6 separate regions of the Homo sapiens genome follow, and all the other regions are linked to region 3. Evidence: read pairs that join two places in POLR2A ChIA-PET (ENCODE). Cell type or tissue: MCF 10A. All regions are shown on one strand. Region 1 has its middle 12 kb from the start of LINC00628. Region 2 has its middle 22 kb from the start of NFASC. Region 3 holds the start of TRK-TTT3-1 (tRNA-Lys (anticodon TTT) 3-1). Region 4 overlaps PIK3C2B (phosphatidylinositol-4-phosphate 3-kinase catalytic subunit type 2 beta). Region 5 overlaps PIK3C2B (phosphatidylinositol-4-phosphate 3-kinase catalytic subunit type 2 beta). Region 6 overlaps PIK3C2B (phosphatidylinositol-4-phosphate 3-kinase catalytic subunit type 2 beta).

The links. Peaks named below come from ENCODE experiments on the same cell type or tissue, not always from the same donor. Only the 100,000 strongest peaks of a DNase experiment are listed, where the experiment ranks them.
Region 1: POLR2A ChIA-PET joins it to region 3 with 13 read pairs; 19 of 35 experiments call an interaction of 5 or more read pairs at or near these places.
Region 2: POLR2A ChIA-PET joins it to region 3 with 12 read pairs; 6 of 35 experiments call an interaction of 5 or more read pairs at or near these places.
Region 4: POLR2A ChIA-PET joins it to region 3 with 25 read pairs; 26 of 35 experiments call an interaction of 5 or more read pairs at or near these places.
Region 5: POLR2A ChIA-PET joins it to region 3 with 25 read pairs; 32 of 35 experiments call an interaction of 5 or more read pairs at or near these places.
Region 6: POLR2A ChIA-PET joins it to region 3 with 26 read pairs; 32 of 35 experiments call an interaction of 5 or more read pairs at or near these places.

What each region holds. Positions count from the first base shown.
Region 1 is chr1:204,379,385-204,383,384 of GRCh38, reverse strand. No RefSeq gene overlaps it. Among named protein-coding and RNA genes, the nearest start is that of LINC00628, 12 kb to the right of the region's middle. RefSeq lists an enhancer at 860-909. In MCF 10A, no CTCF peak of the experiment used is centred here; no DNase peak of the experiment used is centred here.
Region 2 is chr1:204,805,028-204,809,027 of GRCh38, reverse strand. No RefSeq gene overlaps it. Among named protein-coding and RNA genes, the nearest start is that of NFASC, 22 kb to the left of the region's middle. In MCF 10A, CTCF peaks have their summits at 773 and 1,648 (motif pointing right); DNase peaks (open chromatin) are centred at 757, 1,647 and 1,897.
Region 3 is chr1:204,505,440-204,509,439 of GRCh38, reverse strand. It overlaps TRK-TTT3-1 (tRNA-Lys (anticodon TTT) 3-1), which reads right to left and starts at 2,913; the gene lies at 2,841-2,913. TRK-TTT3-2 (tRNA-Lys (anticodon TTT) 3-2) reads left to right here and starts at 2,338; the gene lies at 2,338-2,410. RefSeq lists silencers at 1-259, 2,411-2,460, 2,801-2,880 and an enhancer at 2,052-2,968. In MCF 10A, no CTCF peak of the experiment used is centred here; DNase peaks (open chromatin) are centred at 1,579, 2,319 and 2,849.
Region 4 is chr1:204,421,137-204,425,136 of GRCh38, reverse strand. PIK3C2B (phosphatidylinositol-4-phosphate 3-kinase catalytic subunit type 2 beta) reads left to right here. Exons shown (of 33, transcript NM_001377334.1): 33 at 97-2,504. The coding sequence ends at 285. Among named protein-coding and RNA genes, the nearest start is that of PPP1R15B, 11 kb to the right of the region's middle. In MCF 10A, no CTCF peak of the experiment used is centred here; a DNase peak (open chromatin) is centred at 2,116.
Region 5 is chr1:204,429,894-204,433,893 of GRCh38, reverse strand. It overlaps PIK3C2B (phosphatidylinositol-4-phosphate 3-kinase catalytic subunit type 2 beta), which reads left to right. Exons shown (of 33, transcript NM_001377334.1): 25 at 1-101; 26 at 469-578; 27 at 1,493-1,694; 28 at 2,101-2,225; 29 at 3,856-3,973. Among named protein-coding and RNA genes, the nearest start is that of PPP1R15B, 20 kb to the right of the region's middle. RefSeq lists an enhancer at 2,239-2,533. In MCF 10A, a CTCF peak has its summit at 2,390 (motif pointing left); a DNase peak (open chromatin) is centred at 2,383.
Region 6 is chr1:204,436,466-204,440,465 of GRCh38, reverse strand. PIK3C2B (phosphatidylinositol-4-phosphate 3-kinase catalytic subunit type 2 beta) reads left to right here. Exons shown (of 33, transcript NM_001377334.1): 22 at 145-274; 23 at 1,395-1,531. Among named protein-coding and RNA genes, the nearest start is that of PPP1R15B, 27 kb to the right of the region's middle. In MCF 10A, no CTCF peak of the experiment used is centred here; a DNase peak (open chromatin) is centred at 1,685.

The DNA of each region.
Region 1 (4,000 bases), 130 kb after region 3:
AGCCATATCTCGAATGCCAGCAGAGATAGCTGTTGCCTTCCTTTCCTTTGCTTCCTAGTTCTTGGAAGAAAATCAACAGTGGCTAGTGACCTTGCCTGCAGGTGAGCATAACTATTAAACACCAGCCCTCAACGCAGATTGCTGTTGTGGCTATTCTTTTATAGAGCAAAGGAATCTGTTATAATCTTCTTGTAACTATGTGAGTCTCTTGGCCAAATATGTTTAAATGATGTAGCAAATGTCTCAATGTGAACTTTCTACTGGTCAGGTTTTCAGGAGATTTGAGTTTTGGTCTTAACTCTACTGTGGAATTGCCACAACTCTGGGTACTTTCCTGAATTCTCTAGTATCTTCGTTGGGAAAAATGTGTTTTTTTGGGGTAGATGATCACTAAGACCCTTTCTTGATCTAAAATTGTGGTTTTCTCAGAACAGAAGAGCTCCTATTTGTGAGTCACTAGAAACACACATGATTATCTCTTTGGCTTTCCCATTACACACAAAAAGCCTTTTTTTGTGTGTGACTTTTATATCGGTCAGGACTTTTTCATTTGTTAGGGGCAGAAACCCAGCTCAAACCAACTAGAAAGGAAGTAAGGGGTCTATTGGCACATATAGCTGGAAATATAGGGGTAGAGCCTCTCTGGCAAGCTGGATCCCAGGGCTCCCAGGATATATGGAGGACCCATTCTCTCGCCGTCTTCTGGCTTCACTTCCTCCTGTGTTGGTTTCACTTTCAGGCAGCCCCCGCATGACGACCCCAGCAACGGCAACACAACTCATGCCACCTTCAAATGCAAGAGGAAAAGGGCTTCTTCCCGAGAATTTTGGCATCTTTAAAAAACAGAGTCTTATTGGTCTTGTCTGAGTCTTGTGTCCTTTCCTGCACCAGGGGAATGGAGAGTTGTCAGATCTCTGGGCAGATCTGTGTCACAGCCCAACCCTCAATGGAGCTTGAGAGTAAAGGTGGGGCCAGCCCACACAGGCTGAGAGTGGCAGAGGGTAGATAGATGTCAAAAGGAAACCTGCAGCTATTAACAGAAGAAGGGAGAGTAGATGCTGGAGAGGTAAAAATAATGGACATTTATTTCAGTCCTCATTGAGGGTTTTTTTTTTTTTTTTTGAGACAGAGTCTCACTTTGTCACCCAGGCTGGAGTGCAGTGGCGCAATCTCGGCTCACTGCAACCTCCACTTCCTGGATTCAAGCTATTCTCGTGCCTCAGCCTCCCGAGTAGCTAGGATTACACGCGTGCACCACCAAATAATTTTTGTACTTTTAGTAGAGATGGGGTTTCACCATGTTGGTCAGGCTGGTCTTGAACTCCCAACCTCAAGTTATCCACCTGCCTCAGCCTCCCAAAGTGCTGGGATTACAGGTGTGAGCCACCACACCTGGCCCTCACTGAGTTGTGATTTTCTTGTAGGTACTGTATTAATTTCTCATGTCTGCTGTAACAAATTACTACAAATTGGGTGGTTTAAAACAATAGAAATTTATACTCTCACAGTTCAGGATGAAATCCAGGTATTGGCAGGGCTGCACTCTGGAAGCTCTAGGGGAAAATGTACTCTTTGCCTCTTCTAACTTTTGGTGATTGCCAACATTCCCTAACTTGGGGCCACATCACTCCAATCTCTGTTTTCATGGTCACATGACTTCCACCTCTTCTATTACATTTCTTATGTGTCTCTTACGAGGACATTTGTCATTCGATTTAGTGCTCACCCCAGTAATCCAGGATGATTTTCTCATCTTAAGATTCTTAATTGTATCTGCAAAGACCTTTTTCCAAATAAGGGAACATTAATAGATTCCAGGGATTTGATGCAGATAGCTTTTGAGGAGATGTTTTTCAGCCTACCACAGATATCAAACCAGAAATAGTAATGTTGAAGTGATTAAGACATCAGAATGTAATAGAGAATCAGAATAATTTATAAATATTACTGATATATTTTTTCCAAATGCTTGGTTGCCTTTTAAAGAGATGAAAGAGGCCAGGCGCACTTGCTCACTCCTGTAATCCCAGCATTTTGGGAGGCTGAGGTGGGATGCTGGCTTGAGTCCAGGAGTTCAAGGTCACAGTGAGCTCTGATTGTGCCACTGCACCACCTTAGCCTGGGTGACAAAATGAGATCCTGTTTTTAAGCAAATAAATAAATAAATAAACATTTTTAAAGGGATAAAAAAATTTGCTGTGGGGGGAAAAGCAATCAGACAGCTAAATTTCTGACTTAGTTGCCAGCCATGTATGATTTTCATTTTAATCTATCAACCCTCCTTCTCTCTTCTAGGTAATTGTTGAACCAATAGCTGCTTTTATTTGGGTTTTCTACTCTTTTTCTACATGTCTTTAGCTCTTTTGCTAAAATGTCGTTACTAGCAGTATCAATACTAATCATAACTAATCATAAACAAGAACTAGCATGCAAAAAGTCACTAGCGAGACTAGACCACAGTTAGGGAAATATTTTCGAACGTGATTTCTTATTTCAAATGAGTAATAAACATTTACAAATCTGAGCCACTGGCCTTTTCTCATCTAGGTAAATGTCCCCAGGAACCCCAGGCTACATTAGACATTAAACAAGACAAAAATCTCGTGGAAAAATAGATCAAGAGGCGCTCGAAGAAGACAGTAGTGTAATACATGTTTTCAAATATATGTCATCTTGTCCCCTGTTTCTGCCCACGTTCAGCACAAGCAGCTGCCCTTACTGGTTGCTCAGGTTGGACTGGGAGTGCACTGATTGCTGGTATTTTCCCTTGAGGCATCTTGGCAGCAACTCTGGCCGTTTATATTCTTGGCCATCTCAGGGGCTAGGCAGGTGGCTCTGTGCTTTGTCAGTGGCGTGAGTCCTACAGGTGTTTCATATGGCTGGTGACAGGGGACTGCAGCCTGGCAGAGTCTGCTACCTTGATCTGCCAACTTTCTCCAATTCAGAAACGAAGGGGCACCTAGACCTTCATCTGTGCTTCCCAGGTGCAGCTCTGCTTCATTGTCAAATGAAGCTTTCTCTACTAGAAATTTGTAGGATCTGAGAAGAGAGAAAGAATTTGGACATCATGGGTTTCTGCGTGTCTTCTGCTTCTGGAGAATGGACTTAACTTAGATCTGGCAGCCAGGATGTTGGCAGAGTCCATTTCCAGTGTTGGAGTGCGAAGGATGTAATGAAAACAGCTCTGGCCTGAGACACTGGTGGGCAGATCCTTTTCAGCCACCACCCTTCTCAGTGACCTTGACCAGCCCCTTTCCCTTCTCTGTTCCTCACTTGCCATATTCAAAACAAGAGGATTGGACTAAATGTTCTCTGAGGCATCTCCTAGCTTTACCATCTATCAGATGTATACACTTTAAACCCTCCAGGTTGAGAATTTGGGATCTATGAGAAGGATCACAGGCTGTTTCTTTTCCCAGGAAGATCTCCCCACACACACCCTGATGTTGCTGATGGTTATATTGAGAGTGCCTCTAAATAAAGTCCAAAAGTACGGGATTGTGGTTAGAGTTAAGAGTAGTTCTCAGTTATGACCATATCAAGCATTCATCAAATGTTAATTGGTCTGGGCGCAGTGGCTCATGCCTGTTATACCAGCACTTTGGGAAACTGAGGCCGGTGGATCAGATCACTTTAGGTCAGGAATTTGAGACCAGTCTGGCCAACATGGTGAAACCCCGTCTCTACTGAAAATACAAAAAAAATTAGCCAGGCATGGTAGTGAGTGCCTGCAGCCCCAGCTACTCAGGAGGCTGAGGTGAGAGGATCACTTGAACTTGGGAGGTGGAGGTTGCAGTGAGCCGAGATCATGCCACTGCACTCCAGCCTGGGTGATAGAGCGAGACTCCATCTCAAAAAAAAAAAAAAAAAATTGTTAATTGGTGCCGCAGGCAGCTGCCAGGGCTGTAAAGATGGATAAGATGGAGTTCCTGCCCCAAGGAGCACACAGTCCAATGGAGGAGACAGATGACTAAATCAAGGATTGCATTACAGTGTGATA
Region 2 (4,000 bases), 300 kb before region 3:
TTTTTGGTTTTGGTGTACACAAGATTTAAAACTAATTCCATGTAGATATTATTTAGCTCTTTCTGTCAAAAAAATATCAAATGTTGTGGTGACCAACTTTGTATGGATAAAATTAGCACTTTATATATTCCTTTTAGTGGAATTTCTGGATCAGTGGGTTTGAACATTTTAAAATTTTAAAATAAAATTCATATGCTCTCTAGGAAGATTACGGATTTCTTTTTTATCAACACTCCTGCAACAAACAGTGCATCAGGTATTGTTTAGACTAGAGTATTCCCAACACCCTTTAGCCTTTATTTATTTTGAGACAGGGTCTTGCTCTGTCACCCAGGCTAGAGTGCAGTGGTATGATTACAGCTCACTGCAACCTCAACCTCCTGGGCTCAAGGGATCCTCGTGCCTCAGCCTCTTAAGAAGCTGGAACCACAGATGTGCACCACAACACCCAGCTAATTTTTTGTTTTTTATTTGTAGAGACAAGATCTCGCTATGTTGTCAGGCTGGTCTCAAACTCCTGGACTCAAGGAATCTCCCTGCCTCAGCCTCCCAAAGTGCTGGGATTACAGGTGTGAGCCACCATGCCTGGCCCTCCTTAACTTTTAAAATTAAGTTCCAAAGGTCTTTGACAAAATACCGCCCTTTGGCTTTTGATCTCAAGCAAAACGCTAACGCTACTCATTTACTTGTTAGGTTACCGGAACTGCCCAGAGCCTATTTTCTCCTTTTTCCTTCCAACTATCAAGGCCATTTGCTTCTCTTTGCTGCCGCCTTGTGCTAGAACAGGAGAAGTTCATTATAAGAGAAACAGCAATTGACAACCCCTTACTTCCAGGGCACAAAGGGGCCTGCAGTCAGATCCTGACAGTCTGCCCTATATAGATCTGGGCCACAGAGAGAGACAGAGCTCTGTGCTTCAGTGCAAAAGGAACTTGGTACAGAGCCCAGAGGAGGCCTTGAAGTGATGAGACTGGGCATCAGAGACCTGGATTCTAGATCCTAGATCTGAATCTGCCCCTAATTTGCTATTGGGCAAATTTGTTCTTTGTCCTCTGTTTCTTCTCAGTGAACTGAGGGCTAGATTATTGTTTTGTAAACTGTAGGTGGTGACCCATTAATGAACTGTGAATTCAGTTATTAAGTTGTGGCAAGTTTTTTTTTTTTTTTTAGAATCAAAAGTAATGGAAGTGTCAAAATACGCTATGCATACTAAGGGTAAGTATTGCTTCCTGAGTTCTTTCAACGCAGGGGTGTCCTGGACTGTTGCGTTGTAAAATGCACTGCTTACTGATGGGCTTGGTCAGTACCGTTTGAAGGCCACAGGCTCAGGGGAGCTCCAGGGTCCTCCCAGCTGGAGCTTTTAGTTGTTAGTTGGACTATTCACCATTCGTGGTCAGAAGGCCCCACCAAGTGGAGGAAGGTCTGGTGCTGTGCTGCTGAGGTCTTTTCTTTCCCTCCTCTTCTTACCTGCTCTACAGTGACAGGAAGCCCCAGGCTGTAATGCAGGTGACTGGTGAGAGTTTCCCAGTGAGCCCCAAAGCAAAAACAACACACAACAAACTACAGTTCTTGAGTCGGAATTCTCCCAGCAGGGGGCTGGCAGTGCAGGTGCAGGTGCCACTGACCCAGCAGAGGCACTAGGTGGCGCCACAGTGCCGGGCTCATCACTTCGCCGCGGCACTGCAGAGGGCAGTGGGAAACCACGATTCTGGGATGGACAAGGGGCAGCGGGGCTTGAGGTCCTGGGTACTCTGACCCGGCCGTCCTTGGGTTCCAAAAGTCTGGAGTGGAGGGGGAAGATTGTTTAACCTGCTCAGGGGTCTCTGATCCTGGAGCGGAGCTGGTGGACTTTGCGGTGGATCTAGCTCCCGGACAGCCGCAGATGGCAGAAGCTGCCATTAGGGGGCAGCAGAACACTGGTGTTGGGAGAGCGGGACCGGGCTTCAAGGGGAGGAACGCGGGTAACGGGGTCAAAGGCCTCAGGGGCACGGAGCCTCCAGAACAGAGCAGCCTCGCTTGCTCTCTCCGAGGGCTCCAAGAGGAGGACAGAGTCCAGCTTCCAAAACAGGAACCCTTCCAGTGGTGTCCTGGAGCTGGCTTATACCAGACCTGATGGTTAAATTTTCACAAAATTTGTTTAAAGCCATCGTTTAAGACTTACAATTCTTTGAGTTCCGTGTGTGTCCTGGATATTAACCCCTTGTCAGATGCGAAGTATATGAATGTTTTCTCCCATTCTGTAGGTCGTCACTTCACTCTGCTGATCATTTCCTTTGTTGTGCAGAAGCTTGTTAGTTTAATGGAATCCTATTTGCCTGTTTTTGCTTTTGTTGCGTGTGCTTTTTTGGTCTTATTCAAAAAATCCTTGCCCAGACCAATGTCATGAAGGGGTTCCCCAATTTTCTTCCAGTAGTTTCACAGTTTCGGGCCTTACATTGGTTTTTAATCCGTCTCTATTTGATTTTTGGACATGGTGAGAGATAGGGAGTCTGGTTTCATTTTTCTGCATATGAATATCCAGTTTTCTCAGCACCCTTTATTGGATAGATTGGCCTTTGCCCAATGTGTGTTCTTGATGCCTTTGTTGGAAATCAGTTGGCTGTAAGAGCATAGATTTATTCTTGGTCTCTCTATTCTGTTCTGTTGTTTTGTGTGTCTGTTTTTCTGCGAGTAAGTACCATGCTGTTTTGATTGCTATTGCTTTGTAGTGCATTTTACGTTTGTAGTATAGTCAGATAGTGTGATGCTTCCAGCCTTATTCCCCTTTTATTTTAAACAGGTGGGGTCTCACTCTTGCTCAGGTTGGAGCACAGTGGCACAATCATAAGTCACTGAAAAACTCCTGGGCTCAGGTGATCCTCCTACCTCAGTCTCCTGAGTAGCTGGGACTACAGGCATGTGCCACCACTCCTGGCTAATTTATTTTTTATTTTTTTTTAGAGATGGGGGTCTTAATGTTGCCTAGGCTGACCTCAAACTCCTAGCCTCAAGTGATCCTCCCTAAATGCTGAGATTACAGTCATGAGTTACCACACTTAATGAATTATAGTAAGTCCATGTGATAGAGTAACTATTAACACAGTGAAAAAGAATGAGATGACTTTCATAAAATGGTAAGGATGAAATCCAAGATAGATTGTAACTTAAAAAAGCAGAATCATTCCTAAAATTGAAACTACTTCTAAATATGTGCAACTACTATGTATCCATAATAATTAAAAATAAATTTAGGATTAAATAAAAAATTTAAACAAGCAAAAGTCAAAAAGAAAAACTAGTACTAGATCACTAATCAAATATTTTAAAATAAAATTGAACCTATACAAGTATCAAAAGAAAATCTGGGAGCATATTTTTATAATCTTGAAGTGTGCACAATCTAAGTATGGTTCAAGCCCTGAAGTCATAAAAGAAAAAACTGATAAGCTCAGATCATACATTTCTACTATGGTAGCAAAAACCACCATAAAAAAGTAAAAGCATGAATGACAGAGTGAGAAAATATTTGCAACATCATGAACAAATGGTTCCTTTAATGAGTAAAAGCTCCTACCAATCAGTAAGGAAAAGATCAACAAGCTGGGTGTTGTGGCACATACTTGTAGTCCAAGCTACTGGGGAGGCCAAGATGGGAGGATTGCTTGAGGCCAAGTGCTAGAGGCCACAGTGTCCTATGACTGCACTTGTGAATAGCCACTGCACTCCAGTCTGAGCAACATAGCAAGACCCCATCTCTTTAAAAAAACCAACAAGATATAGAACACTATGTGTAGTATGTGGCTATTTGCATTAAAATATAAGCTTTTATATCCCTAGAAATATCTGGAAAGATAACCCATGAGACAGGTACCAGCTTAACATGAGAAGGGAACTGTGGGCCAAGAGTCAGGCTGGGAGGGAGCTTAGATTTTCAATCAATACTAGTTTTACACTGTTTTAATTCTTTATGGTGTGCATGCATTAACTTCAAACTCTTCAAAAAAATTCATTGACAGGGAGG
Region 3 (4,000 bases):
CACGCCACCACACCCGGCTAGTTTTTAATTTTTGTATTTTTTTGTAGAGAGGGAGTTTCACCACATTGCCCAAGCTGATCTTGAACTCCTGGGCAAGAGCGATCCTCCCACCTCAGCCTCTCCAGTAGCAGGAATCACAGCCAGGTGCCACCACGCCCAGTTTATTGATTGATTATGTGGGGGGAGGGTGGCGGCAGGAGGGGGCAGGTCTCGCTATGTTGTCTAGGCTGCTCTCGAACTCCTGGCCTCAAGCAGTCCTCCCATCTCGGCCTCCCAAAGTGCTAGGATACCGTGCCCAGCCTTAAAAATCAGCTTTATACATCTCGTTCCACTTCAATCAAATATGTTAATTCTTTGTTGAAAGGTGAATGGTGTCACAGAAGGTTGAAAGAGCAGGATCCATAGGATCTGTTCTTGTTACATCTTTGCCATTAAATCTTTATGTGCCTCCATGAATGCTTATTACATGTCAGACACTATTGCAAACAATGTCTATATACTATATTATTTAAATCTCACAGTCATCCTATTGTCCTGACACACAGAGAAATAGCTTGCTCAAGGTTACACAATGGTAGTCAGGATTCAAATAGAGCACCTAACTTCAGAACCCAGGTTTTGTATAAGCATTTATCCTTTGTTTGTTGTCTTTTTTTATCCTTTGTTTTTCAGTGCACATATATGCACCCTTTTCTTGAAAATACAAAACAAACAAAACCCTATTGATTTGAAATGTTTCCTAACTTAAAAATGTTTTCTATTTTTTTCCCAAATCCTATTCTTCCGAAACATGATTATTAATAGCTGCATAATAATTAAGGCCGTACCATAATTTATGTAGCTATTTTTCTCGTTTCTGATTAAAATGCCGTGACGATCTCTCCTGTAGTCAGATCTTTTTGTACACCCCTGATTCTTCTTTTTTTTTTTTTTTTTTTTTTTTGAGACAGAGTCTCTCCCTGTCGCCCAGGCTGGAGTGCAGTGGTGTTATCTCGGCTCACTGCAACCTCCGCCTCCCAGCTTCAAGCGATTCTCCTGACTCAGCCTCCTGAGTAGATGGGATTACAGGAGTGTGCCACCACGCCCGGCTAACTTTTTTGTATTTTTTAGTAGAGACGGGGTTTCACCATGTCGATCAGGTTGGTCTCGAACTCCTGACCTCGTGATCCGCCCTCCTGGGCCTCCCAAAGTGCTGGCATTACAGGCGTGAGCCACCGCGCCCCGTCACCTCTGATTATTTCTTCAGGACAAATTCCTAAAAGTGGAATTGCTGGACCAGAGCAATCACCCCGAAAGAGGTTAAGGATGGAATTAAGGTGAAGTAACATCAGCTAACAAAGACCTTTACTGTCCCACTCTCAAAGCTCTACCGTGGTCATTCTCAACACCAGCTCCATAGCAAAGGGCAGTGCTCAAATTACTGATGGCTACGGAAGGGAAGAACCTCCAATGCCAAGATCAAAACAATCTCTCTTCAATGCCATGTTCAGTTTTCCTGTCTCTCTAGCTTAGTAGGGCTTCTACCCCCAAGGTCGCTGCTGGTGAACTCTTCCAGAGTTTGCGCCCCTTAAAATTACTTGGATGCGCCGGGCCAATCACCGGAGGTCAGGAATTCGAGACCAGATTGGCCAACACGATGAAACCCAGTCTCTACCAAAAATACAAAAATTAGCTGGGCATGGTGGCAGGCGCCTGTAATCCCAGCTACTCGGAAGGCTGAGGCAGGAGAATTGCTTGAACCCGGGAGGTGGAGGTTGCAGTGAGCCGAGAGATCGTGCCATTGCACGCCAGCCTGGGCGACAGAGGGAGGCTCCGTCTCAAAAAAAACAAAAACAAAAACAAAAAAACAACTTGGATGCTTTCAGGCGACCTATTGGATAACCTCACCATCCTTCCTTTCTCTCACTTTATACCGCACAGTGCAACCCGATAGCTTCAGAACAGCATATTCATAGTCTCTTAGACAGATTCATTTTTTTCTATTATTGGATAGGTTTTAGCACTGATGCCCATTCTGTTATCAATGGTAAAATAGATCGAAGGTTATTACAGCACTTCAAAAGTGACACCTCGCCATTCTTTTAATCCTGAACCTATTTAACTACAAATAAAAAAAGCCTACCTAATCATGCTTACTAGGCGCATAAATATCTCGCAATTCTAAATTAGCTGGTGATGCTGGTGAAAGGCGCAGAATTTGGGCCTTCTGTTTTTCCTTTTACGCACGAATCACGAACTTTCTTGGCGTTAAAGCAGTCTCACAGTGTGGATGATGCAATCACTCAAGGGTCCTCATTCTTATGTAAGAAACGGCAGAACAAGCTGTTGTCTACGGGAGCCCGGATAGCTCAGTCGGTAGAGCATCAGACTTTTAATCTGAGGGTCCAGGGTTCAAGTCCCTGTTCGGGCGTCTTGTTCTCTTTTCCTCAATGAACAAATACAAATTGTACACATTATGGTGTATAACACCATGTTCTGAAATACGTATATATTGTTGAATGATTAAATCAAACTGATAAGGTTATGCATTACCTCGCATACCTTTTTTTGTGGTGAGAGCACAAGGTGCTTGCTTTTAAGTTTTTTTCTTCCTTTCTCAATTATGAGCCATCAAAAAACAAATATTTTTCTGGGAAACCACTGTGCCAGACCTCGATACTCTCCAAGAAATTAAATGACTTTTCAGTCATTTTTTTTCCTCCCTGAAAACACGTCTATCTAGCATATTCTGAACCCAGTGAAAAATGATTTGAATTCAACTTGAAATGTAAGGGTTTACGATGTCCGCTCTTGGGACTTGATGGGATAATTTAGCAGGTTAAAGTAACGAAAACTACAAACGCCCGAACAGGGACTTGAACCCTGGACCCTCAGATTAAAAGTCTGATGCTCTACCGACTGAGCTATCCGGGCGCTCCCGAAGAAAAGCTCTTTCTGTTCACTCCATATAGGTTGCTACCTTTTTTTCTTTTTTTTTTTTTTTCAGTTTTGAGATGGTGTCTTACTCTGTCGCCAGGCTGGAGTGCAGTAGCGCGATCTCGGCTCACTGCAACCACCGCCTCCCGGGTTCAAGTGATTCTCCTGCCTCAGCCTCCCGAGTAGCTGAGACTACAGGCGCGCGCTACCACTCCCAGCTAATTTTTGTATTTTTGGAAAAGACGGAGTTTCATCATGTTGGCCAGGACGGTCTCGATTTCTTGACCTCATGATCCGCCCACCTTGGCCTTCCAAAGTACTGGGATTATAGGCGTGAGCCACCGCGCCCGGCCTGCTTCCTTTTAAGTAGCTACATTTAGGTTTTAATTAGAATTAAAGGGTTTTTTTTGTTTTTTGTTTTAGCAAGATAAAGCAAAACAAATATTTTCCTTTCCTTTTCTTTTTGTTCCATTCACACATGTTCCATGAAGAACATGTGTTCTTCAGCTGTTTCATGTTTGATAAGTTACCAGTATTTACTAAACTCTCTAAAAGGAAATTAATGGTAGTAAATGACAGAAAAATGGGCAACCAAGATGAATATTCAAAATTTAGACATGGGGTTACAACCTCTCTTTCCTTCCTTCCTTCTTTCCTTCCTTCCTTTCTTCTTTTTTTTTCTTTCAATCTTTGCAGCTGTGCCAAGGAGCAACCTCTTTTTATTATACTTCTGCCTTCTATTTAGCACTTCCCTGATAAGATCTCTTAATTTTAATTATTCTACCAAACTAGATTACAACATCTCTCCCATTAATGAAAAATACATTTCCATTCATCAGATGATGTAGTTGTTAGATAAGTATTACTTAGCACAAAAGAAGGAAAGACACTTTTGATTCATGCACAGAGGAGCTAATACTATAAGAAAATAGACGTGATTGTGGAAAGGTCTGAATTAAGATTGCGGGAAAAGGAGTTTAGACCTTTAATTTAGATTGAATTTTGCCTTTCCTCCCCTTTCAGGCAAGTTGCCGTTTTCTTTTCTTTTCTTTTTTTTTTTTTTTTTTTTTGAGTCGGAGTCTTA
Region 4 (4,000 bases), 84 kb after region 3:
GCCCCCAACAGACTTTACCATCTCCCTCTCGGGTTCCCTCTGGATTCTTCTTGTTCCTTCTCTCACCACTTCCCTCACCCATCTCTATGTTTGCAGTTGGTATATGATGGGATCCCCAAGGGTGACCTGCAGCAGCGGGAGCTCCAGCTGAGCGTGCTGAGTGAGCAGGGATTCTGGGAGAACGTCCTCCTCGGTGAGGTGAACATCCGCCTGCGAGAGCTGGACCTGGCTCAGGAGAAGACCGGCTGGTTCGCCCTGGGATCTCGAAGTCATGGCACCTTGTGAGCCCAGCAGAGCCACCACCCAGCATCCCAGGCTGGTGGCAGGAGCTGGGGGAGAGGACTCTCCCCTGTGAGACTCCTCCTTGTGAAGGGCCAGGGCCCTGGGCAGGCCTCCAGCTCGGTCCAGGTGATTCTGGCCTCTGTGGTAGGAGGCAGGGAGAGTAAGACATGCTCTGCTGTCTCTTCCTCTGGAGACTGAACTTGGGTTGGTTGTGATGAGCAGCCCCTTGGAGGCTGTGAGGTTGCAGCAAAGTTTTAAGTTTACCTTGTGTCAAGGGAGCAATGCTTGGTTTGGGGAGTGTGTGGGGTGGGCTGTATGAAGTAGCATTTTGGGGGTGGGTGGGTGGATATCTTAATTTTTATTTTTAAAAAATGAAATAGTGATGTTGTCCTAACTGGGACAGGAAGCCTTGCGAGAAGGGACGTACCTATGCCCCAGAAGGCAAGAGAGGAAGACTATTTGGACTTTTTGTATGATTAAGGTTCTTATTGGACTTTTCCCTAGGTTTTTTTTTTTTGTTATTGTTGTTGTTGTTTCGTTTTCTAGCTATAGGAACTATCTGGGGAGGGGCCCAGTGGGTCCTCGGCCAGAGCCCTCTCTAAGGACAGGTTGGGGAGGGTTGGGGAGGGCTGCCTGTGCTGGACTGAGGCTTGTGCCACTGGGCCTTTCTGATTTTGCCTCCAAAGGAGAGCGCTGTGATACCTACATGTGTAAGGAAGGGCCTTCCGTATTGGGGTTCTGCCAAGGACCCGTATTCAGGGACCCATGCTCTTTTGGGGGGACTTTTCCTCTTGTCTTCCCTACTTTATTAGGACTTGCCCTGAATACCATTTTCTACCCCTTGCCCCTCCATTCTCCTGGCCCTTCTGGGGGTCAGCTGGTCTCTATGAATATGCTGGGGGTGCTTCCCCATAGGTCTCTCCCTTCATTTGTCTCTGGTGGGACAAAATACTGACTCAGTCCTTAGATGTAGTTTCACCCAAGAGCATCTTGGCCCTGGGAAGAGGTCCCTAGGCTGCAGATGCTACTGACTGCTTGCTAGGTAGCCTCTGGAAAGCATTCCCCATCCATCACTCCCCACTTCTTTCTGCTGTGCTGCTTCCCTCCCAAACTCCATTTCTGTCACCCTTTTTATAAGACTTTTCCTCATTCTGTGGGGCCATAAACCTATTTAGTCTGGAGCCAAAGGGATGCCCTATCTGAAGGAAAGGGGCATGGGGTGGGGGATTCCATCAAAACTGTTGTTTTTTGCCCCATGATTTTTCTTTGGTCAGTAGGAGGCTGGATTGGAGTGGTGATTATTCCCCTGGAGCTAAGCTCAGGAGCCCGAAGGGAGAGACTGAGACTGACTCCCTTATCTCTTCATATTCTTTATTCCCTACCAGATGGATTTTTTTTTTTTTTTTTGGAGACGGAGTCTCGCCCTGTCGCCAGGCTGGAGTGTAGTGGCATGATCTCGACTCACTGCAAAATCTGCCTCCCGGGTTCAAGCGATTCTCCTACCTCAGCCTCCCGAGTAGCTGGGATTACAGGCATGTGCCACCACGCCAAGCTAATTTTTGTATTTTTAGTAGAGACGGGGTTTCACCATGTTGGCCAGGATGGTCTCGATCTCTTGACCTCGTGATCTGCCTGCCTTGGCCTCCCAAAGTGCTGGGATTACAGGCGTGAGCCACCATGCCCCGCCCCAGATGGATTTTACATTTGCTCTTTTGTGTTTCGCTCCAAAGGGTTGTCTTCCTCGCCAAAAGGAGGGAGGGACTTTGAATTTGATATGAATCTTTAAAACCAGAATTGGCTGGATATTTCCCATGATTGGGAAAAGAGTGAAATGAGGACATTCTGTAAACTGTCCCTCCCTAATTCCAAGGATCAGAAACTCCCCGTTTTGCTGACTCATTCCATAACTGGAGAAAGAAGCTCCATTGACCGAAGCCACAGGGCAGCATGGAAGTTTAAATTTTCTCTAAAATTAAAATGCCAAGGATAAAGCTGGCTGCTTCCAGGAGGGGGAAGAGGAGTGGGGAGTGGGCGGTGAAACTTTTCCAGATGAACGGACCATAAATGTGTTACTGGCTTTGTGCCTGTAGCTCATTTTATTATGACCTATATGCTCCTGATTTAAAGAGATCTGTGTACTGTTTACTTCCCACTTCCCAGAATCCCTTGTATCTCCTTTCTCGGGAATTGTATTTTCTAATAAATGACATTTGAGAAAAAAATGAAACTATAATTTTATTTATTTTTTTGACACAGGGTCTCTCTCAGTCGCCCAGGCTTGGAGTGCAGTGGTGAGATCTAGGCTCACTGCAACCTCCACCTCCCGGACTCCATCCATCCTCCCACCTCAGCCTTCCCAGTAGCTGGGACCACAGGTGCACACCACCATGTCTGGCTAATTTTTTTTTATTCTTTGTAGAGACAGGGTTTTGCTATGTTTCCCAGGCTGGTCTTGAACTCCTGGGCTCAAGTGATCTACCCGCCTCAGCCTCCCATAATTTTTAAAAGTAATTTTTAGTAGAGCCAAGGTCTTGCTACATTGCGCAGGCTGGTCTTGAATTCCTGAGTCCAAGCAACCCTCTCACCTTGTCCTCCCAAAGTGTTGGGATTACAGGTGTGAGCCACTGCACCCAGCTGAAACTATCATTTTAAAGATTGGTTGATGTTTGGCTGGGCAGAGTGGCTCATCCCTGTAATCTCAGCACTTTGGGAGGCCAAGGTGGGTGAATCACCCGAGGTCAGGAGTTCGAGACTAACCTGACCAACATAGTGAAACCCCGTCTCTACTAAAAATACAAAAATTAGCCAGGCATGGTGGCATGCGCCTGTAACCTCAGCTACTCAGGAGGCTGAGGCAGGAGAATCACTTGAACCAGGGAGGTGGAGGTTGCAGTGAGTCGAGATCGTGCCATTGCACTCCAACCTGGGCAACAAGAGTGAAACTCCGTCTCAAAAAAAAAAAAAAAAAAAAAAAAAAATTGGTTGATGTTCACATGTTTACATTGAAACATCTGATGTATGAGATGAAAATAATAATAGTGGTTTTTTATACCACCACATGGTAACTTTTATATGCACTAGTGCACTGCACTGACCATTTTTACATTTGTCAGCTAAATCTATCCTCACAACAACTTGATCAGGTGTGTACCATTACCCATTTTACAGATGAAGAAACTGAAGCTCAGAGGGATGAAGTAACTTGCCTAAGGGCACACAGCCAATAAGTCTTGGAGTTTGAACCCAGGTTTGTTGCACTCCAAACCTTGTGCAACCCCTCCTAGGCAATGTTTAATACAATCCCTTAAGTTGGTCTAATTGGTATTTCGGGTGCTTTTTATACATGATATATATCATCTTCCATTACCACTGCCCTGGACAGTAAGTATGGCTCATTCATGAATTCTGCAACAAACATTTACAGTTCTTACCAGTGCTACCTAGTGGCATGCCTCCATTCATAAAAAAATACATTGTATTGAATGCATCCTGGGCCCTGTACTCTAGGTACTGGATTGGGGCTTACCAAGGTAAATTAAGACAGTTCTCTGCATTTAAGAAGTTCACTACCAGGGCCAGGCACGGTGGCTCACGCCTGTAATCCCAGCACTTTGGGAGGCCGAGGCAGGCAGATCACGAAGTCAGGAGATCGAGACCATCCTGGCTAACACAGTGAAACCCCATCTCTACTAAAAATACAAAAAATTAGCTGGGTGTG
Region 5 (4,000 bases), 76 kb after region 3:
ACAAGCCTTCCAGCCGCTTCCATGATTTTGTTGACCTTTGCTGCCAAGCCTACAACCTCATTCGCAAGCACACCCACCTCTTCCTCAACCTTCTGGGCCTGGTGAGGAGCTCCATCCCTTTCCGAATACCTTCTTCTTATTATCTGGCATCATCTTTAAGACTTCCCTGTCTTGCCGCAGAGGATTTCTAGAGATTTACCTCTCTGAGCCCCAACTGAATACCTGCCTGCCCTAGATAAAGGCAGGGACCCAGACTACCTGAGGACAATGATGTCTGTGTAGGTGCCTGACTCCCTGCTCCAGCCCTTCAGTTCCTGTGGCCCTCCAGCCACTGCCCACAGCATCTGTCTACCACCCTCTAGAAGGGTTAGGGAGCCTAGCTGTAGAAAACCTTGCCTAAGGGTAGAGAAGCAGCAAGAATTCTCTGTTGTTACAGGCACCCTCTCTTCTTCTTTCTGCTCCTTCTAGATGTTGTCCTGTGGGATCCCTGAACTCTCAGACCTGGAGGACCTCAAGTATGTGTACGATGCCCTGAGGCCTCAGGATACAGAGGCCAATGCCACTACCTACTTCACTAGGTAAAATGATTCCCTGAGCGAATCAGCACTGCCCACCCTGAGTAATTCCCAGCCTGCCGGATTGGCAGGAGGAGGACTGGGGAAAGGTGAAAAGCTTAGCTCAGATGCTAGAGCCTAGAGCTGACCACGTGGATACATTGTCCCAACTTTGCCCGTGATTTAGGTAAATCATTTTGCTTCTCTCAGCCTTGGTTTCCCATCTGTGTTTTGGTGCTAACCTTTGCACACAAGGGTATTGCCATCACTCTTATCTACATTCTCACTAGGTCCCATCAAATACTTTGTCTATGGGGCAATGTATAATGTGGCTTTTGTAATAACTTTTAACTTTCTTGGTCAGACGCTTCCCCCTTGCCAGAACATGGAGTTCCATGATTCAGTCTCCTCATATTTGACAATGTTTTTAGGTACACTGTGTGTGAAAGCAAGGATGTGTTTATCTATGAATGCCTGCAAAATGTGGTCCCTGTAGATAATGTTCTCCACTCTTTTTGGAATTCAGAGAATTAAACTTTCTCTGTTAGGTCTCCTAACACAGGACCTCTCCCGCTGAATTGAAATCTGAGATTGAACAGTGCTTGGTGAGGTTCTATTGTAATGAACCTTGAAATTTTTTGATATTTAGACATTTACACAGAGAGAGTGAGTTCCTAGTTCCTTTCTACCTTGGTTTGATGGTTTTTGGCTCAGGTGGGCAGCCAGGGGAGGAGATAAGACCCTGGGGTTCACATGAGCAAATTGCATGAGATTATTGTGTGCCAGTCATTTGCTTTATGAGGATATGACACAGGAAAATGGTTTGATCTGAGCTGATTGTTAGTCTCAGGAGTCAGGAATATTCCTTGGAACACCCCTGTCGAGGCAGCAGGAATTTGGGTTCATGGTTATATCCTCTTTTCTTATCCTCCTGCCAGGTTGATTGAGTCCAGCCTGGGCAGTGTAGCCACAAAGCTCAATTTTTTCATCCATAATCTGGCTCAGATGAAGTTCACGGGCTCAGATGACCGGCTGACCCTCTCCTTTGCCTCCCGAACACACACTCTCAAGAGCTCTGGCCGAATCAGTGATGTTTTCCTCTGCCGCCATGAGAAGATCTTCCACCCCAACAAAGGCTATGTAAGTGTTTTCTCCAATCTGACCCCCTTTCCTGCTCTCTGCTGACCCTGGCTTGCTGGGATCCTGACTTTTTCCACACTTGCACAGTGGGCACAGGAGTTGACCGAGCGTCCTGTGCTGGGAGCAGTCCTGGACCACTTCCCTCTCCTTTGCTCACGTGATCTGCCTAGAATTGGGTAGCTGAATTGGATGGTTATTCCCTCTGAGTCAAGGATCCTGGCAACATATGTGGGAAGTCTGCTTTTAGATTCCTGTGTATGTGCTATCATCTGTCTCCACTCTTGCTCTCTTCCTTCTGGAATGTGCCCCTCCCCTCAGCACATACATACACTTCCGGACCTTTCCTACACCCTTCACTGGGTGCAGAGGGCTCGGCAGGTACACCCTAAGATCTGGACCTTTGCAGATATATGTGGTAAAGGTGATGCGAGAGAACACTCACGAGGCCACCTACATCCAGCGGACCTTTGAGGAGTTCCAGGAATTACACAATAAGTTGCGGCTGCTCTTCCCTTCTTCCCACTTGCCCAGGTAGCTGCCCCCTTTACTATCTGCACAGAGGGATGTCGGGGAGGGGGAAAGGATACGGGATGGGAGGTGGTCAGGGCTGCAGGGGCAGAAAATACCCTTTTGGACTAAACATCTGCCTGCTTTGCTTGGCCTGGTATGGAGTTTGATGACAAGTGCTCCCCCTGCTGGCCAAGCTCTCCTTGCACGCAAGAGCTCTCACTCCAGGCCCACTGGCCAGAAAGGAAGGCATGGTTGAATCTGATGTTTCAAAATTTCTAATTTTTTAAAGAGTTACACCATTTTTCAAATGGATAAGCAAAATGTCATATGTACATACAGTGGGATATTATTCAGCATTTAAAATGGAGGGAGATTTCGACACGGGTAACAACGTGGATGGACCTTGAGGACATTCTGCTAAGTGAAATAAGCCAGTCACAAAAAAACAAAAACGGCACGATTCCACTTATCTGAGTTACCTGGAGTAGTCAGACTCCTAGAGGCAGAAAGTAGAAAGCTAGTTGCCCAGGTCTGAGGGGAGGTAGGTGTGGTTGTTTAATGGGTACAGAGCTTCAGTTTTGCAAGATGAAAAGAGCTATGAAGTTGGATAGTGGCGATGGTTGCATGACAGTGTGAATATGGTTAATTCCACAGAACTGTACACTTAAAAATGGTTAAGATGGCAAATTTTATGTTACACATATTTTACTGCAATTTTTTTAAAAACTACTTTTCAGGCCGGGCGCAGTGGTTCACGCCTGTAATCCCAGCACTTTGGGAGGCCTAGGTGGGCAGATTGCCTGAGGTCAGGAGTTCGAGAGCAGCCTGGCCAACATGGTGAAACCCCATCTCTACTAAAAATACAAAAATTAGTGTGGTGGCATGCTTTTATAATCCCAGCTACTCAGGAGGCTGAGGCAGGAGAATCGCTTGAACCCGGGAGGCAGAGGTTGCAGTGAGCTGAGATCACGTGACTGCGCTCCAGCCTGGGCGGCAAAGCGAGACTCAGTCTCAAAACAAACAAACAACTTTTTAAATGAATTTTTTGGCCGGGTGCGGTGGCTCATGCCTGTAATCCCAGCACTTTGGCAGGCTGAGGCAGGCAGATCATGAGCTAAGGAGTTTGAGACCAGCCTGGCCAACATGGTGAAACCCCCCTCTACTAAAAATACAAAAATTAGCTGGGTGCGGTGGTGTGTGCCTGTAATCCCAGCTACTGGGGAGGCTGAGGCAGGAGAATCGCTTGAACCCGGGTGGTGGAGGTTGCAGTGAGCCGAGATTGCGCCACTGTACTCCCGCCTGGGTGACAGAGCGAGACTCCATCTCAAAAAAAAAAAAAGGATTTTTACATCGATGGGAGAAACTGAGGGCTCCCGAGCCATTTCTGGGGAGCCACAGGACTCTGGCCTGCTGTTTGGTTTTCTTGTCTGGGGCCCTTGGAAATGTAGTCATGAGATGCTGAGCAGGTGTCAGACCTGGGCACAGATGTGCAGCACAGGAGGAATTGTGAGGGTCCCTAGAAATGGAGGCTGCTGGGAAATGGGTGCTAGGGGACTGGAAACGCAAATGAAATGTGAAAAAAGCCCATTGTGTCCATTTTCTTTCCCCATCTTCACCTCCTGCATCCCCGCTGCCTACGCTGCCACGCCAGCTTCCCTAGTCGCTTCGTGATCGGCCGCTCCCGGGGAGAGGCGGTGGCCGAGCGGCGGAGGGAGGAGCTAAACGGTTACATCTGGCACTTGATCCACGCACCCCCTGAGGTGGCCGAGGTGGGTGGGCTTGCCTCTCCTCCTGGC
Region 6 (4,000 bases), 69 kb after region 3:
TGTGAGCTGAGTGAGCAGGTCAGGGGTGTGAGGCTGGGGAACTCCCTGTCACTGTTAGTTTAGGGCCAAGGTTGAGCACTTGGGAGACCTGAGAGCTGGGGAGGTAGTGGAGATTAGATCTGGTCACTTTCTCCCTCCATCCAGTGTGGGGACGACCTTCGCCAGGACATGCTAACGCTGCAGATGATTCGCATCATGAGCAAGATCTGGGTCCAGGAGGGGCTGGACATGCGCATGGTCATCTTCCGCTGCTTCTCCACCGGCCGGGGCAGAGGTCAGTTGGGAGTAGGGGTGAGGGTGGAGGAGGGGACCGCTTTGCTTATTGTCCTTCTGCCCATTGCCAACACAAACTGTGTCCTCCTCCAGGAAAGTGAAAAGGGCAAGATTATTTCATGAGAAGCTGTGGGATAGCCTTAAAAGGGAGGCATGGGAGAAGACTGTTATAAAGTAAAACAGACTTGGTGCCGTGACAGCCAAGCATATTGTGTAGACTTTGGATCCTGATTAAAACAAACCAATTGTAAGGAAATATTTTTTGGGCCAGACATGCTAGCTCATGCCTGTAATCCCAGCACTTTGTGAAGCTGAGATGGGAGAATTGCTTGAGCTCAGGAATGTTTGGGACCAACCTAGACACCTCATCTCTAATAAAAATTATAAAAAATTAGCCAGGCCTAATGGCATGTGCCTGCAGTCCCACCTCCTCGGGAGGCTGAGGCAGATGGATCGCTTGAGTCCAGGAATTTGAGGCTGCAGTAAGCCATGATGGTGCCACTGTACTTCAGACCAGGCGACAGAATGAGACCCTGTGTGAAAATATATATATAGAGAGAGAGAGAGAAGGAGAGAGACAGTTGGGGGAAGTTTGAATATAGATTGAGTTAGATTAAAGAGTGATTGTTAATTTTTTGGATGTGACAATGGCATGGTGTCTTTGTTAATTACACTTGAAATATTTATGAGTGAAATAAAGTATCTGGGATTTGCTTTAAAATACTCCAACCAAGGTGGCAGGGAGTGGAGAAATAGGGTTGTGTGATTAGCAAACAAGATTAGCAAAATGTTGACAATTTTTGAAGCTGGGTGATAGTTACATGTGAAGTCATGATACCATTCTTTTTATTCTTATATATATTTTCAAATTCCCATAGTAAAAGCTAAAAACAAAGGGAGCAGCAGCTATGAACTGGAGAGACCAAAAAGTCACAGTATGGAATAGGAAATGTGGGAATGACCTTCCTTTCTATGGTTATTCTCTTCCTGTTATTATCAGACTTAGTCCAAATGCCTTACAGCTTAATTTATAGGGAAGCATGAGCACAGTCCTTGTAGTCCTCTCCCTGCAGTCCCCTTCATTCTGGTCTGGAACGTGACCCCCATTTCTCCCCTCACAGGGATGGTGGAGATGATCCCTAATGCTGAGACCCTGCGTAAGATCCAGGTGGAGCATGGGGTGACCGGCTCGTTCAAGGACCGGCCCCTGGCAGACTGGCTGCAGAAACACAACCCTGGGGAGGACGAGTATGAGAAGGTAGGGTTGTGGGTGGGGAGTGCGTCTGGTGTGTGTGTGTGCCTGATGCCGGCACACAGCTCTTTAACCACAAGACCTGCACTTGCTCAGAGAGGACAGCTCAGCTTTGTTGGCAGAAGGACCTACCCTTTCTTGGTTGACTGGTGCCTCCAAATATCTGGGGGTGACTCACTCAAATGCCTCTTGTAAGCTGGCTGAGAAAATCCCCTGATGCTGGACTGAGAAACTTTCACTGAGTTCTCCTGGCAGATTAAGTCTTGGAGGAGGCGCCAGCTTTTGAGAGCCTATCTGTATCCCTCCCAGTTGTGGATCCTCTTCAGGTTCCCTTATGTTCTCAGAGGGTTCAGTGGTACTTTCTAGAAAAAGAGTTGGTTGGAAGAGACTTTAGAGATCATTTTATGCCAGCCCCTTCTTTTCATAGCTGTGAATTAAGATTCACTCATTCATTCCTAGTTATGGAGCTGATATGTGGCAAGGCTGTAACTCAAAGCTAGGATTGAGGTTAGATATGAGACAGAGACGAGTGAAAACAGGGCTGGCTGGTTCCTGATGAAAGAAGATTAGATTAGAAGTGGAGCTTTCCTGGGTGGTAGGGCCCTGGTAGCCTGCTAGGGTCCGTGGCCTGTTCCCAGCATCACAACTCTAGTCTCTGGGTTAATTAGGTTGAGGAAAGTAGGGACACTGGGAAGGAACAAATCACAATAACCAAACTCACAAGAGACTGGCTATAGGCCAGAATGCTAATTCGTATAATTTTAACTTCAAGGGACCCAAATACTGATTTATATTGATCAATGTACTTTATCCTGGAGGGAAAACCAGCATGGGCAGCCAAGGTATAATCAGAACATTGTTTAGTGAATGTGTAATTAGATGATCTTAAATGGCTTTCAGTGTTTGTGTTCCCCGGGGCTTAATTCCTGGCCTGCTGGGCCCTCTTTGCACTCTTCTTGTGCCAGCTCATCCTCTTATTACTTCAACTACCACCTGTATCTTGATGACCTCCGAAGCCATTCCTCTAGCCCTCTTCCCTTCCTCCAGGTGGTTCTATAGCCACCTTCTTGCTGGACTTTTCCACCTACGTTTCACCCACGTCTCAAACTCGGTGTAGGCAAAACTGAGCCTGCTGTCTCTCCTTTGCCTCTTGAAACCTGCTTTTTGTGTTTGCTATCAGTCAATGGTGTGACTCTTTCTGTGCATTTACCCAAGCCAAAGCCACGGTCTTCCTGATGCTTCCCTCTATCTCACTTCTGTACCATGCTCTGTTTATTCTTCTTCCCAGCTATCTCTCAAATCTGTCCTCTTCTTCCTATTTTGTTACCATTGATTTTGTTCAGCTCTTTGCTGTCGGTCCCCTGAACCACTGGAATGCCTCTCCTCCATCTAGAGCCAGCCTCTGCTTGATTTCAGAGGTGTTTTGTTGTTGTTGTTGTTGTTTTGAGACAGAGTTTTGCTCTTGTTGCCCAGGCCGGAGTGCAATGGCACGAGCTTGGCTCACTGCAACCTCCACCTCCTGGATTCAAGCGATTCTCCTGCCTCAGCCTCCCAAGTAGCTGGGATTATAGGCGTGCACCACCATGCCCAGCGAATTTTCATATTTTTAGTAGAGAAGGGGTTTCACCATGTTGGCCAGGCTGGTCGCGAACTCCTGACCTCAGGTGATCCACCCACCTCAGCCTCCCATAGTGCTGGGATTACAGGCATGAGCCACAGTGCCCAGCTGTTGTTTTTTTTTTTAAGTGTGGATAAGTTCTTCAAAGCCTCTGTGTATCCTAACAGATAGCATTGCACACAGAGCCTTTTATAATCCAGCCCTGCTGACTCCTGTAATCCCATCCACTGCAACCTACCATCTTATGCTAACCTATGCTCCAGCTAGGTTACTAGCTAGATCATGCGGTGGGGGCAGGGGGGGCTACTACTTTCATTTCTGCAGTACTGTAGGCAGTAATATTTCCTTTGCCTGGAAAGTCATTTCTTCCCTTCTCATTCCTCAAAACTCTGCCACTCTATGCTATACATTTCAAGGCCCTCTACCCTTGGAGAGGAGTAATGATTTTTTTCCTTTCTACTACCAACCTCCCATATACTTACTCTTTATGCTAATATGCATTTTTCAGGTATTAAACACCCATATGCAGAGGCACTGTACTAGGTGCTGGAGTTGTGATTACTCCCTGCCAATGTAATAGTCATATATGTGTAAATGTATGGAAATAATACTAAATAATAATAAATGTACAGATGAATGTATAAGAATATAATAAAAATAAATGTACAGAAGAATGTACGAGAATACACACAGAGAGAAACTAACTCTGCATGTTCATGTTTAATCTCAGTCTTTCAAAGATAGCTTCTCTGCCCTTCTAGCCTTTCTCCAAGAATAATGCTGGTAGTTTCTTTTTTTTTGAGGCAGGGTCTCACTCTGTCACCCAGGCTGGAATACAGTGGCACAATCACTGCAAC